Linked DNA regions of Homo sapiens: region 2 is linked to region 1. Evidence: chromatin contacts called from ENCODE Hi-C data. All regions are on one chromosome and are shown on one strand. The core of a region is the stretch at or near the end of the contact, and the rest is flanking DNA. Distances in the headings are between cores, read along the strand shown.

The links. A loop is a pair of places that touch in the nucleus more often than their neighbours do. Pooled maps may share reads with other maps.
Region 2: a map of naive thymus-derived CD4-positive, alpha-beta T cell shows a loop between it and region 1 (10-fold over the local background). The contact joins the promoter of TMEM170B here to the promoter of MYLIP in region 1. A Hi-C loop is called at or near these places in 2 of 168 maps with a recorded cell type or tissue (CD4-positive, alpha-beta memory T cell and naive thymus-derived CD4-positive, alpha-beta T cell) and 8 of 50 pooled maps.

The regions. Positions count from the first base shown.
Region 1 is chr6:16,123,637-16,130,443 of GRCh38, forward strand. MYLIP (myosin regulatory light chain interacting protein) reads left to right here and starts at 5,450. Exons shown (of 7, transcript NM_013262.4): 1 at 5,450-5,773. The coding sequence starts at 5,687. RefSeq lists a silencer at 5,132-6,131.
Region 2 is chr6:11,534,868-11,541,674 of GRCh38, forward strand. TMEM170B (transmembrane protein 170B) reads left to right here and starts at 2,882. Exons shown (of 3, transcript NM_001100829.3): 1 at 2,882-3,507. The coding sequence starts at 3,411. RefSeq lists silencers at 2,346-3,175, 3,206-3,365, 3,466-3,545, 3,556-3,835 and an enhancer at 3,175-3,676.

The DNA.
Region 1 (6,807 bases), core at 4,200-6,699:
AGTGACGTATGCTGAACAAGTAAGTATATCACAAAATGTGACCTTTCGGGGCATCTTAGTAGTGAGAAAGAAGACAAACGTAAGAAAGGTTAGTAGTCCAGAGAAGAAAAGAAGAGAACTGAGAAACAGTAACAGTTGGAATTATTTTTGTGTGGTTGTTGTTCTTTCTGGTTATAACTTTCCTAATAGTCATAATACCAGGTGTAGATTTGGAACTCTGCATCCAAGTCTCTCTTGCTCTCTTAATATATTTCTGGAAATTAACATGCAGTATTTGATTATAACATGGTCAATATTTAGAGCCCATCATATGCAAAATATAACAGTGAAACATCAATACTAAATAGAAATGTCTGATAAAATTATAGGTACTTCATTTTTTGCCTTATACTTTTCTGTCTTTTCCAAGTATTCTGCAATGAACAGTAACTCTCATAACTAGAATTTTTTTAACTGCCTGCTAATTAAAACAATGCCGTTTCAGATCTCCCAGAGTTTTTAACATGAGTGCTGCCTATTCCTGCTTCATTCCTTCTTTTTCTCTTCAAACAGCCAGTTTCAGAAATGAGATGTTCTGGTTTGATGGTAGGCCAGGATCAAATTAAACTACTCCTGAATTTCACAAGCCTAATATTTCAAATGAGAGATTTCAGCTCATTTGACATATTCTAACATACTTGTGCTTGATGAAGTGTTACTTATGTGAACCATTAGCTTGAATAATGTGTGAAAGCAAAATGACGGTTTTCTTAGGCAGTCACTAATTGTTCTTCCCTCAGTGCTTCTACAAATGAACGTTGAGAGGCAGAGAGAAGGGTGTGGCAGGTGATGAAGGCTGTCCTTCTCTGGAGACCCAGCATAGGGTTTCTGCAGCAGTGCACGCAGTGTTGAGAATGCAATGCACAGAGATAGGTACCCAGCCATCCAGATCAGACCCAGTGCTCAATTAGAAGGAAGATTTTGCAGCCAAATGATCATCACATCCACACAAATACCATCTAGTGCTCAGTCTTGAGCCCTAGTATGTGAGACAGAGAAAATCTGTGGTGCTTGGGTGTGTCTGAACAGCTAGAACTCCACTGGGTTAGCCAACTCTACCGCCTAGTTATGGTTTCTATTTTTAAATTCTATATTCATACAGCTGACCTTTTTTTTTCCACTATGCTGGTTAATTTTAATGCTATCTTTAAAAGATGAGAGCTAATTGAGAGAAAAAGAGAGCAGACACAGATAACTTGGGCATCTCTCTGGCTTCAATCACTGCTCAATCTAATATAGTTCCCACCCTGGGTGTTCAGAGTCTCTTATTTGGAGTTAGACCCAGCTGGGGCTTGAAACTGGCTCCAGACATTCAGCAGCATTAGCAGATGGTGGAATCCTCGAGGAAGTAATTCTACTGCGGGTTTTCTATTCCCTAACCAGGTCTTTTGAGCATAATGTGCTTTCTCACCAGCTCACTCAGCCTCCTCATTCTGTAACTAACCAGTCTCTCCTTAGCTCTACTCAAGGAATAAATTACAAAACAGAGATGGAGAGAAAAGACAGAGAGAGAAAGCGAGGAGAGAGAGGGGTCATGGTCCAGTATATTCCATACATGCTAGTGGGAAGCCAGTATTTTTTTTTTTTTTTTTTTTTGCTTCCCAGTCATAAGGATTTCTTACTGCCCGCCCCTCCCACCCCCAAGTGCCATTTTCCTATTTTTAGCTTTGTTTTTGTTTTAAGAAATCCTTCTCTTCAGTCTTATCTGGGGATTCTTAATTTCAAAACAATTGAAATCTTCACCAACCATCCTATAGCAGAAGCACTATCTGGGTTTGGATTAGAAATATCCCTGTCACGAGCACAGTGGCTCACACCTGTAATCCCAACTCTTTGGGAGGCAGAGGCAGGAGGGTCGCTTGAGCCCGGGAGTTTGAGACCAACCTGAGCAACATAGCGAGACACCCATCTCTACAAAAAAATACAAAAATTAACTGGGTGTCGTGGCACCTGCTTGTGGTCCCAGCTACGCTGGAGGCTGATGCGGGAAGACTGCTTGAGCCCAGGAGTTCAAGGCCGCAGTGAGCTATTTTCACATCACTGCCTGCCCTCTAGTCTGGCAACAGAGCAAGACTCTGTCTCTGAAAAAAAATTAAAAAAAAAAAATTCTTGTAAATCTTCTACTTCCAACTATTGTGCAAATGACAATTGTTAAAAATAGGTCGGGGCGGTGGCTCACACTTGTAATCCCAGCACTTTGGGAGGCCAAGGCGGGCAGATCACTTGAGGTCAGGAGTTCGAGACCAGCCTGACCAACATAGCAAAACCCTGTCTCTACTAAAAAAGCAAAAAATTAGCCGGGTGTGGGGGCGCGTGCCTATAATCCCAGCTACTCGGGAGGCTAAGGTAGGAGAATTGCTTGAACCAGGGAGTCGGAGGCTACAGTGAGCCAAGATCATGCCATTGCACTCCAGCCTGGGCAACAAGAACAAAACTCTGTCTAAACAACAACAACAACAACAACAAAACTATGAAAAATGTGGGGTTTTGTTTGTTTTTTGTTTTGTTTGAGAAAGGGTCTCACTCCCTTCGGCCAAGCTGGAGTGCAGTGGTGAGATCATGATTGACTGAAGCCTGGACTTTCTGGACTCAAGCCATCCTCCCACCTCAGCACGCTGAGTATCTGGGACTACAGACACATGCCATCATGCCTGGCTAATTTTTTATATTTTTAGTAGAGATGGGGTTTTGCCATTTTGCTCAGGCTGATCTCAAACTCCTGGGCTCAAGGGATCTGCCTGCCTCGGCCTCCCAGGGCTCTGGGATGACAGGCATGAGCCACCACGCCTGGCCAAAAAGTTTTAAATAAAATAAACATGTCAGATTTTACCTATGCTTCTACAAACTATTTTACAAGCTTAGATTTTTTAAAAAAACAATGAAATCATACTTGCAAAAGAAAAATCCCTGCTAAAACCAAAAATATAAGTTATTTTTAAAGTAGTCCACAAAGTGGGTATTTGGTTTGGGTGTTTGCTTGTTTTATTTTTGTTTATTTTTTTTTTCTTGGCCAACCAATATTTTCCCGTTCTACTCATTTCCACACCTGGTCCCATTGATTCTATGAGTTTCCAGTTAGCCAGCTTTAGTTTCTATTGTTCATAAACAAAAATACTAACCAATATAACTGGTCTCCCTATTGCCCCTCGCCTCTTCTTCCTCTTCTGAAACTTCTAGCAATTAAGCATAAAGTAGACAAGGAATGAACCAAACGCTATCTTCCAGATAAATTCCCCAGATTATTAGTAAACTGGAATTCAGGGAATAGGCACTGCAGTTAATACAAGAAGGGACTGTTTCAGCCCACAATAGCATGAGGTGTATTTATAAGACAGAAAGATGTGAGAGTGCACCTGTTCCTCTGCAACAGTGGGGGTTAGGACTTGGACAGTTTACAGTTTTACTCGGTCAGCTTTAGCAAAGAACTGTGTGTGGGAGGATCCCTCCTTTTTTTTTAGCCTTGGGCTCTGATATCGTACCTGGTTGTTCGGAAATAAAGGCCACTAACAGATCCTTGGGACTCGTGAAGGGGGGTAGGGACAGGAAAAGTCATCATTAAGCAGTGAAGGCACTGAACTTATAGCTCCCCTTACATACACGGGGACATTCAAATGCTTTTGTGAACGTTATTATCTTTGCTGCGCTTCCCAACAATGCTGGGTGGAGACAGAGCAGATATTGCCATCTCCATTTTACTGTTGACAACACCAAGCTTCAGACAGATGAAGTAAGTTTTCTCTTTTTTTTTCTTTCGTTGTTTTCTTTTTGTTGTTGTTGTTGTTTAGAGACAGGGTCTTTTGCTCTGTCGCCTAGGCTGGAGTGCAGTAGGGGGATCACAGCACACTGCAGCCTCGAACTCCCAGGCTCAAGTGATCCTCCCACCTCAGCCTCCCATGTAGCTGAGACTACAGGCAGGCGCCACCACGCCTGGCTAATTTTTTGTATTTTGTGTAGAGATGGGGTTTCGCTGTGTTGCGAAACCGGGCTGGTCTCAAACTGCTGGGCTCAGGCGATCCTCCTGCCTCGGCCTCCAAAAGTGCTGGGATTACAGGTGTGAGCCATCGAGCTGGCCTGAAGTAAGTTTGCTAAGTTTCCACGGCTGAAACCCACATCATCTGGCTCCTATAAAGAAATCAAAAAGGTAGGCTATGTAATATATTGGCAAAGAGGAACAAGCGGTAAATGAGTGAAGGGTTGTAGACCTTTAATAGCTAATATTGCAGTAATGCCACCTGTTAGGTCAGGAGATGAGCACCTTACCTTAAGACGAGGACAACATCTGGTTGCCTGTGAGAAGGGACAGGCAGGGTATCAGGTGCTGCACAAATGTTTAATGAATGAGTGAGATAAGACAGGAGGTAGAATGAGCAACCTGAGAGAGGGCCTGGTACCCTGTAAGGCGTTTTGATTCAGCAGAACGAGTAAGGAGAAGCCCTTCCGGAGTGTAACACACCAGCACTAGACCAAGACACCTGGCTCACTGGTCAGCTGCAAAAACTTTCATACTCAGATTTTGTTTTTCTCAATGATGAGGTCTTAATAAGGAACAACAATTCTGCCTCCAAGCAACCCACTGTGGCTAATCCTGGTGGAAAAGAGTTTTCTTTTTCTCTTTTTTTTTTCTTTTTTCTTTTTCTTTTCTTTTTTTTTTTTTTTTTTTTTTTTTTTTTGAGACAGGGTTTTTTGCTCTTCTTGCCCAAGCTACAGTGCAGTGACACAATCTCAGCTCACTGCAACCTCCGCCTCCTGGGTTCAAGCGATTCTCCTGCCTCAGCCTCCCAGGTAGCTGGGATTACAGGTGCCCGCCACCACGCCTGGCTATTTTGTTTTTTTTTTTGTATTTTTAGTAGAGACGGGGGTTTCACCATGTTTGCCAGGCTGGTCTCGAATCTGACCTCAGGTGATCCACCCATCTCGGCCTCCCAAAGTGCTGGGATTACAGGCGTGAGCCACCATGCCCGGACGAGAACAGTTTTCTTTAGGCTTTGGGTTGCTCCTTTTCCTTTTTGCTTTCACAACCGAAATGCGTGCTCAGAGTGATCCAAGATATTTGAAGAACAGTGGCAGCTTGGAGGTGTTTAATCACCGTAAATTCGAGACGGCAGAAAGGCGTCCCCGCCTGGAGCCCCGGGCGATCGCTCACTCTGAGCAGCGTCGCCCAGCGGACAGAGGCGGCTGGTGTGTTCCGGGGTCTCCCTCCCTTCCCGCAGCACTCGGCGCCCGCAAGCTGCCACCTCCCGGGGCGGCCAGGGAAACTCAGCCGGCTCTGGGAGGCGGGGGCCGCGGTCGAGGGGCGCCGCTATTGGCTGATCGGGCGGGGGAGGAGGGGCAGGGAGGCCGTGATTGGCGGGGACCCGAGCTGAAGGGGGCGGGGCCGCTATATCAGCAGAGTCCCTGTCGCAGCGCAGGCAGTTGGGCTGCTGGAGTGCGGCGCCACCGCGGAGGACAGGGGCAGCTGGCGGGCAGCGGGTGAGGGGGTGGCGGGGACGCGAGTGGCGGCCGCGGGGCCCCGGACAAGGGTCCGCAGAGCTGCAGCCTTCGAGGGCCAGCCCTCTCCGAGTCCGGGGCTGGGTCCCACCAGTGACAAGGCGGCAGCCCCGCGCACACCAAAGAGAAGGCGGCTGTGGCGGCAGCGGCAGCCCCAGCCATGCTGTGTTATGTGACGAGGCCGGACGCGGTGCTGATGGAGGTGGAGGTGGAGGCGAAAGCCAACGGCGAGGACTGCCTCAACCAGGTGAGGGCGAGGGGCAAGAAGGGGCCCCGGCGGGTCCCGCGAGGCCGAGGGGCCTCGCAGCGACGCCTGGCACTCTGGCGCGCCCCCTACTAGGGGCCGGGAGGCACTGCGGCGGCAGCCGGGGGGAGCGCGTCCCCTCCTCTCCACGGGCGTGGGGCGCGCGGTCTCCTCCTGGCGCGCGTGGGGTGCGCGGAGAAAGCGCGCAGCGGGGGTCCCCAGCGCTGAGGGCCGGGCGCAGCCCGCAGCCGGGATCCACCCCCCAGCGCCCCATCATCCCCCCAACCCAGCACTTTCCCGGAAGAAGGCGGCTCCGCACACCTGCCGCAGGTATGTGCGTGATGCCGCCTGTCGGGTCCCCGCGGCGCCTGGCAGTGCCACCCGCGTGCCAGGATGGGATGGAGTGGCTCGAAGCAGTCTCGGGCCCCAGGGGTTCTTGGCAGACAAGCCGGGCCCTTGTCTCACGCTGCTTCTCAGGCTGCTGCTCTCAAATGCACCGTTCACCTGCATCTCCGGGTTTGCGGGGGACGGGAGGAATAGGTTTGGGTCATCTACTGCTCGGTTGTTTTTAAGCATGTGTTTCCTTAACAGTGAGGGAGATCGGTGCCAAATAGTGCAGAGGTGGTATGGCAGACAGCACATGTGATCCCAGGAAAACGCTGTGCCCTCAACCCCTCTAGCTCTGAGATGTTTGGAAAACCGCTTGTGAAGCTTAGCTGACACTTGTGGCGTGTTCCCTCAATGTGTTTGATTTTTGGAGTCCAAATGGTTAAAATTGCCCAGATAATAAGTCGCCAAAAATCAGCTGTGCAGAGTATGCTGGTGGAGGGAATTCCGGTGATTGGAATACGAAGGAAAATACCCTGTAGTTTCCCCTCCTCATCTTTTGGAAGGCTACTTTTGAGGACTCCTTTTTTCTCTATTGCAATTGGTCATGCCCTAGACGTTAAAAGGAATTATGAGCCTCCATACTAGAGCTCGTGGTTTGGTATCATTGGAGCCGTGGAACTTTGTTTTTCCAGTTTAGATCAGGAATT
Region 2 (6,807 bases), core at 1,632-4,131, 4.6 Mb before region 1:
GTTGGCAGGGACCAGGGGAGGAATGATATAATTTGGCTCTGTATGGTTTTATCAAGGGTCTCCACTTTTGCGTCTTCCTCATTCTCTCGTTGCCTGCTGCCACCCATGTAAGACGGGACTTGCTCCTCCTTGCCTTCCACCATGATTGTGAGGCTTCCCCAGTCACATGGAACTGTAAGTCCAATTAAACCTCTTCCTTTATAAATTGCCCAGTTTTGGGTATGTCTTTATCTGCAGCGTGAAAATGGACTAATACGTTAAGTTGATACCAGTAGAGTGGGGTGCTTCTGAAAAGATACCTGAAAATGTTTTTCTCAAAAGATCAATATCATTTTATATTTTAATTGATTTTAAAAAGCTTTCCTCTAGGTTGTCTCTGGACAGTTTTAAAAATGACTAAGGCTAATGGGTGTTCCCTCACTTACATGAGAGAAATAAACCAGGAATTTTGGTTTATGAATTACGTTTGTGAATTGTTTCATGCTGAAGGGCACAGAGTTGAAAGGAAATTTTTGGATTCACTTGGGGTGGTCCCTGATTTCTGACAGGAACGTGACTAAACTCTTCCTGAATTGGTGTATTAATTCAAAATAAAAAATCTGTAGGAAAGAAATTCCAAAACTTTCATTTGTATTAACTCAGTTTTGGGTTTCATAACTCTGGCTGTTGGGAAAATGTCTAATTCTCTTAAGGATATAAGCTTCCAACACAGTCAAGATCATTACTTTTATCAAGGAAAACCTAAGTAGCCTAGAGAGTAGAGATCTTATCTTCAAATGTTACAGATAACACCTTGCACAGAACATTACAGATAGTAGATGCCAAATAAATATAGACGCCAATTAAATTGAACTGAACAGCAGGGGTGAAGTTGTTGGGCAGCAAATAACATTACTGACTTGAGACTTCATTGCTGTGTCTTTCTCATTTCCTGACATGAACACTTGGATTCTGTAAAAAATATTTATTCAGAACAAGAACAATGCTGACTTTTCTATGAAGATCATTCAGTGATTCATTCAACAAATATTTGTGGTGCAGGTGCCAGGCACTGTCCCAGGTTCTGAATATTTTCACTGCGTGCTACTGTGTTTTAAATAATAGTGTGCAATCCTAAGAACGTAAACTAACTAAAGGTTTCTGATATGAGAGTTTAATGAGCCCCTGCTCAGGGAGTTTGCTGTGAACCCTTCACTGAATGTGGTCACATTCCCTAACATCACTAATTATGTAATGCCAAGTCCCTTAAGAATATCATTAGGTAACCTGCACTTCCCCATCAAGAATCTTAAAGTGAGGGAGTTAACAGTGGGTTAAGAAAGATAATGTGGTTGCTAGAAAGAATAATAGACCAGGAATTCAGAAACTGAGCTGTGAAGTGCTGTCATCTCTGTCAAGTCACTTAATTCACAGAATCTGTTTCCCTATCTGTAAAATAAAATTAGAAAAATGTTAAAGCGCTCTTTTAGGTTTGATATTCTGTAATCTTGTTAATAGATCTAATTAAGTCTAAATTCTAGGAGGAAGATAAACTCTACATTAAGAGTTTTGGCTCAATTCCTATTAATGGTGCAAAAATTTCTCTTATGTTGTGACATCAAAAAGAAAATACAAATAAACAAAGAAATAAATGTGTATGTAAATATTATTTTAAAGTGGTCACCAAGAGCACCATTTGACAGGTAATTTGACCCTTCAGTGCTTTGTCAAATATACTTCATGATTTAGCTACAGCAGGTATTTCTTCACTTCTCTTTGTAAATTTTTCTTTATCCAGATGGCAGAGGGGTTGAAAAAAGGTGGGGGGAGGGGCTGGCTACTGCATATTTATGTTACTGCTAAAACTTAAATTTTTATTTTTTAAAGTTAGAAGGTTTCCAATTTCGAGGAGTTTAACTTGTAGTTGGATTTTAGATGCTCCTCTGGCTAACGCTGGACATGAAGACAGACAGCAAAGCGTGGGGAGAGAGATCTAGTTTAAGTTCGAGGGAAAAAAATAACAGACGCAACTTAGATAAAAGAATACTACCATCAAAAAAAGGGGGGCTAGAGCCGGCGATGGCCTTGAGGATTAGGACACCTGCCGAGCCTGGAGTAAACAGGTAATGTCAGGCAGGTCCTGGAACCCCGGGAGGCCCAAGTTCTTGCTGCGGGAAGAGGGATTAGCAGAATGATAACGCAGGTCTGTTTGTGTTTTAGGGGTTTTAACATGCATTCTGCAAGTAAGTGACCTATCCAGGTCATTCGATTCAGGCTCAGAAAAAAAACCCCGCAAATTAATATATCTAAATGCTGAGATAGTGACACCTTTTTAAAAAAGTTATACATAAGCATCTTTATCAAAAAGCATTACATTTTAAGGCAAAAATCTGAACTGTCACAGTATCCACCTCACCGAGTTCAGCAGCCCCACCTTGGGTCAGGGCTGCCCCTGCAGCGCGGGCCCCCGAAATGCCCGCACCGCCCACGCCGCCCGCACCGCGCGCACCCAGCCGGGCCAGGGCGAGGGATCCAGGTCTCCCGGTCTCTCAGGGCGCGCGCCCGGGGTCCGGGGGTGGGGGGCGTGGAGGCGGTTCCCTTGGAGCGCCCAATCAGCAGTAAGGCCCGGCGGTGGCGCCAGTGACGTAGACCGCGCTTCCCTCCGCCCCACTGCGGGCCGTCGCTCGGCGCCGTCAGCCACGCGCGCTGCAGCGCGAGGGGAGAGCGAGAAGGAGGGCTTTGGGGCCGACCGGCTGTTGGAGGGCGGCGGGTCGCGGGGAGCGGGGGAGTGAGCATGCGCAGCGGCTCCGGGGAGCGCAGGGGAGGAGGGGCCGGCGCTGAGAGGCGCGCGCGTGCGCGTGCACGAGTGGCCCGCCGGCGGCTGCGGGTGGAGGGGGCGGTTCCTCGAGTGTCGGCGACCCGAGGGCGGGCAGGCGGGCGGCAGGTGCCGCCGCAGCCTCTGGCTGGTCCCGCGTCTCCGTCCTCCGGCGGCGATGAGCTGGGCCCTGTCGGGGGCTGCACCTGCCGGCTGCCCATCAGCACCGGCCTCCTGGCGTGACCTCGGCCTCCTCGCGTGTCCAGTCCCCGCGGCGCGGCGCTGCCCCTGAGAGGGAGCGGCGGCGGCCTCCTCCGCCCCGAGTCCTCGCTCGGGGGCCGCGCGAGGACGGCGCCCGGCCCCCTCCCCTCCTTCCTCCGTCCGCCGTCCTCAATGTCTCCCCGGCGGGGAGGGGGCTGCCTGGGAGACACGCTGAGCGGCCCCCCCACGGAGGCCCTCCGGCTGCAGCAGCAGCAGCGCCCGGCCCGGCGTCCCGCAGCCTCCACCAGCGGCGGCGGCCTGGAGGAGCCGCGCACCCGCCGCCGCCCCCCGAGCCTCGCAGCCGCCGCCGCCGCCCGGCACCCGAGGAGAGGGCGGCGGGCGCCCCTCGGGGAAGATGAAGGCGGAGGGGGGCGACCACTCCATGATCAACCTGTCGGTGCAGCAGGTCCTGAGCCTCTGGGCCCACGGGACGGTGCTGAGGAACCTCACGGGTAATTGACGCGCCTGGGCTGGGGACGGGGATGCGGTCCGCCCCTCTCCTGTCTTCTCCTTCCTCGGGAGGGGACACGCTCCTCGCCGCCCCACCCCCGTGCGCGCCCCGCTCGGAGCTCCAGGTCCCGGCGAGGAAGGTGTTAATCGGAGCCACTCTGCGCGTGTCCCGGGGGCGCCGGCTCCCGCCACCCCCTTCCCTGAGTCGCCAGGGGAGCATCAGCGACCCCCGCTCCTGCCCCGCACGGGGAGAGCTCCCGGTGGCGGCCCGGCCTCTGTAGTACGCGCGGAGTAGCTTTAGTGCTGAGACTTGAGCGCATTTCGCTTTTATTCCATTACCCTCCTCCCCTCCCCCTTCTACACACATCGCTTCTTGCTATTTACATCTTTTTCTGATTTAGTTCTTTTTCTTTCTGGCAAATCTCAAGCCAAATGTAGAACCTAAAATCATTGCCCACAATGGTCGATTTACTTTTTCAACCGCTAATTTTTTGGGCGATGTAGATAACTGAGTAAATTATAGTGGGTCAGGGGCTGAGCTAAGGTCTAGTGCGGTCTAAGCGTGTTAGCTTCATATATCTCCTTCCCCTCCCATTTCCTTTTGTCTGTCTGTCTCTTTCCCTCAGGCCTCCAGCTGCTGCTTCTGAGACATTTGATAATTTTGTGTATTTCCCTTCATTTATTAAGGCTGTCAGTAATTGGCCTTATAACATCAATTTCTATTTGTAAAAGTGAGTGATAAAACACACAATATTTTTATTCAGTCTGTAGATTTGCTTTGTGAAGAAACTTCTGGTTTTGTTATGTGGAAATGCTTACATTATACTTTGAGTTCCGAATTTAAAAATTATTCTCTGAAGTAGAATTTACGAGAAAGAGATTCAGTTGCGATTTGGTGACTCCTCAGTGCCTGCTTTTCAGAGGAAAAAAATCTTAAAAAAATACTCAGAATTTAATTCTTGAAAATGTGTAAGGCAGTTAATTTCAGTAGAACATTAGTATTTCAAAATGCATTTTGTCAAACTGGTTAAAGTGTTGTGAGTATTTTACAAATATAACCTGGGTTCATATATATAACATATATATAAAGTCTGGCATGGTATAGAATACAAACATTCATAGAAGAAAATTTTATGGAATTATATACCACAAAAGACAACTTTAAGGACACTGGTTTCTTCGAATGGAAACTATACAGTTAAAGTAGATTCTGGATTGCTTCATGCTATCCTCACTTTTAAGCTGTGGTTATTTAACTTGAAACAGACTGACTTTACATGATGATTGCCGGTAAGGAATATATTGTTATAATTCTGGAAAACTAAATGGACATAAAGACCATCTCATGATTCAGTTGAATTTAGAGGTAGACTGCTTTATCTTACTTATGATTTTGCTTGCATTTATCCACTGTTTGGTATTTGAACTGTACCAGTTTTTGTTTAAGTGAAATGAAAAGTAGGGACTTAACATATATTTGTGCAGGCATACCTTGGAAAGATTGCAGGTTTGGTTCCAGAACACCACAATAAAGCAAATATTGCAATAAAGTGAGCCAAATGAATTTTTTGTTTTCCTAGTGCATGTAAAAGTTACATTTTACCTGTAGTCTTTAAATGTGAAATAGCATTATGTCTGAAAAAAAAGTACAGACGTTAATTTAAAAATACTTTATTGCTGAAAAATTGCTAACGATCATCTGAGCCTTCAGCAAGGACGTTATCTTTTTTCTGGTAGAGGGTCTTGTCTTTGTGTTGATGACTGCTGACTGATCAAGGTGATGATTGCTGGAGATTGGGATGATGGCAGTTTTCTTAAAACAGCAATGAAGTTTGCCACTAAGGAAGAGCAATAGACTCTTCCTTTCATGAAAGATTTCTCTGTAGCATGGGATGCTGTTGGGTAGCATTTTATCCACAGTAGAACTTTCAAAATTGGAGTCAGTCCTTTCAAACCCTGCTGCGGCTTTATCAACCGAGTTTATCTAATAGTCTAAATCCTTTGTTGTCATTTCCACGGTGTTCACATGATCTTCACCAGGAGTAGATTGCATCTCAAGAAACCACTTTCTTTGCTCATCCATAAGAAGCAACTCCTCATCCATTCAAACTTTATCATGAGATTGCAACAATTCAGTCACATCTTCAGGCTCCACTTCTAATTCTAGTTCTCTTGCTATTTCGACCACACCTATGGTTACTTCCTCCACTAAAGTGTTGATCCCCTCAAAGTCATCCATGAGGAATGGAGTCAATTGCTTTCCAACTCCTATGAAAGTTGATATTTGGACCTCTTCTCATGAGTCACGATTGTTCTTAAGGGCATCTGGAATGGTGACTCCTTTCCAGAAGGTTTTCAATTTCCTTTGCCCAGGTCCATCAGAGGAATCACTATCTCTGGCAGTTTTAGCCTTCTTACACAGTGTATTTCTTAAATAATAAGACTAGAAAGTCAAAATTACTCTTTGATCCATGGTCTGCAGAATGGATGTTGTGTTAGCAGTCATGAAAACAACATTGATCTACTTGGACATCTCCATCACAGCTCTTGGTTGACCAGGTACATTGTCATTGAAGAAAATACTCATTAAAATGAAAGGAATCTTTTTTTTTTCTGAGCAGTTCTCAACAGTGGGCTTCACATATTCAGTAGGCCGTGCTGTAAACTGATGTACTGTCATCCAGGCTTTTTTGTTTCATTTATAGAGCACAGCCAGGGTAGATTTAGCATAATTCTCAAGGGCGCCAGAATGGTAAATGAGCATTGGCTTTAATATAAAGTCACCAGCTGCATTAGCTCCTAAGAAGAGTCAGCCTGTCCTTTGAAGCTTGGAAGTCAGGGATTGACTTCTCTCTAGCTGTGCAAGTCCTAAATGGCATCTTCTTCTGATATAAGGCTGTTTAATCTACATGGAATATCTGTTGTTTGGGGTAGCCACCTTCATCAGTTAGCTAGATCTTCTGGATAATTTGTGCTTCTACATCAGCATTTGCTGCTTCACCTTGCACTTTTATGTTATAGAGGTGTCTTTTGTTAAACCTAAAGAACTGACATCTGCTAGTATCAAACTTTCTTTTGCAGCTTTCTCACATCCCAGCCTGCATGGAATTGAAGAGAGTTGGGGTCTTTCTCTGGGTTAGGCTTTGGCTTAGGGGAGTGTTGTAGCTGGTTTCATCTTCTATTTAGACCACTCAAACTTTCTTCATATCAGAGAGCAGTCTGTTTTGCTTTCTTATGATTTGTGTGTTCACTAGTGTAACACTTTTAATTTCCTTTAAGAATTTTTCTTTGCATTTGCAACT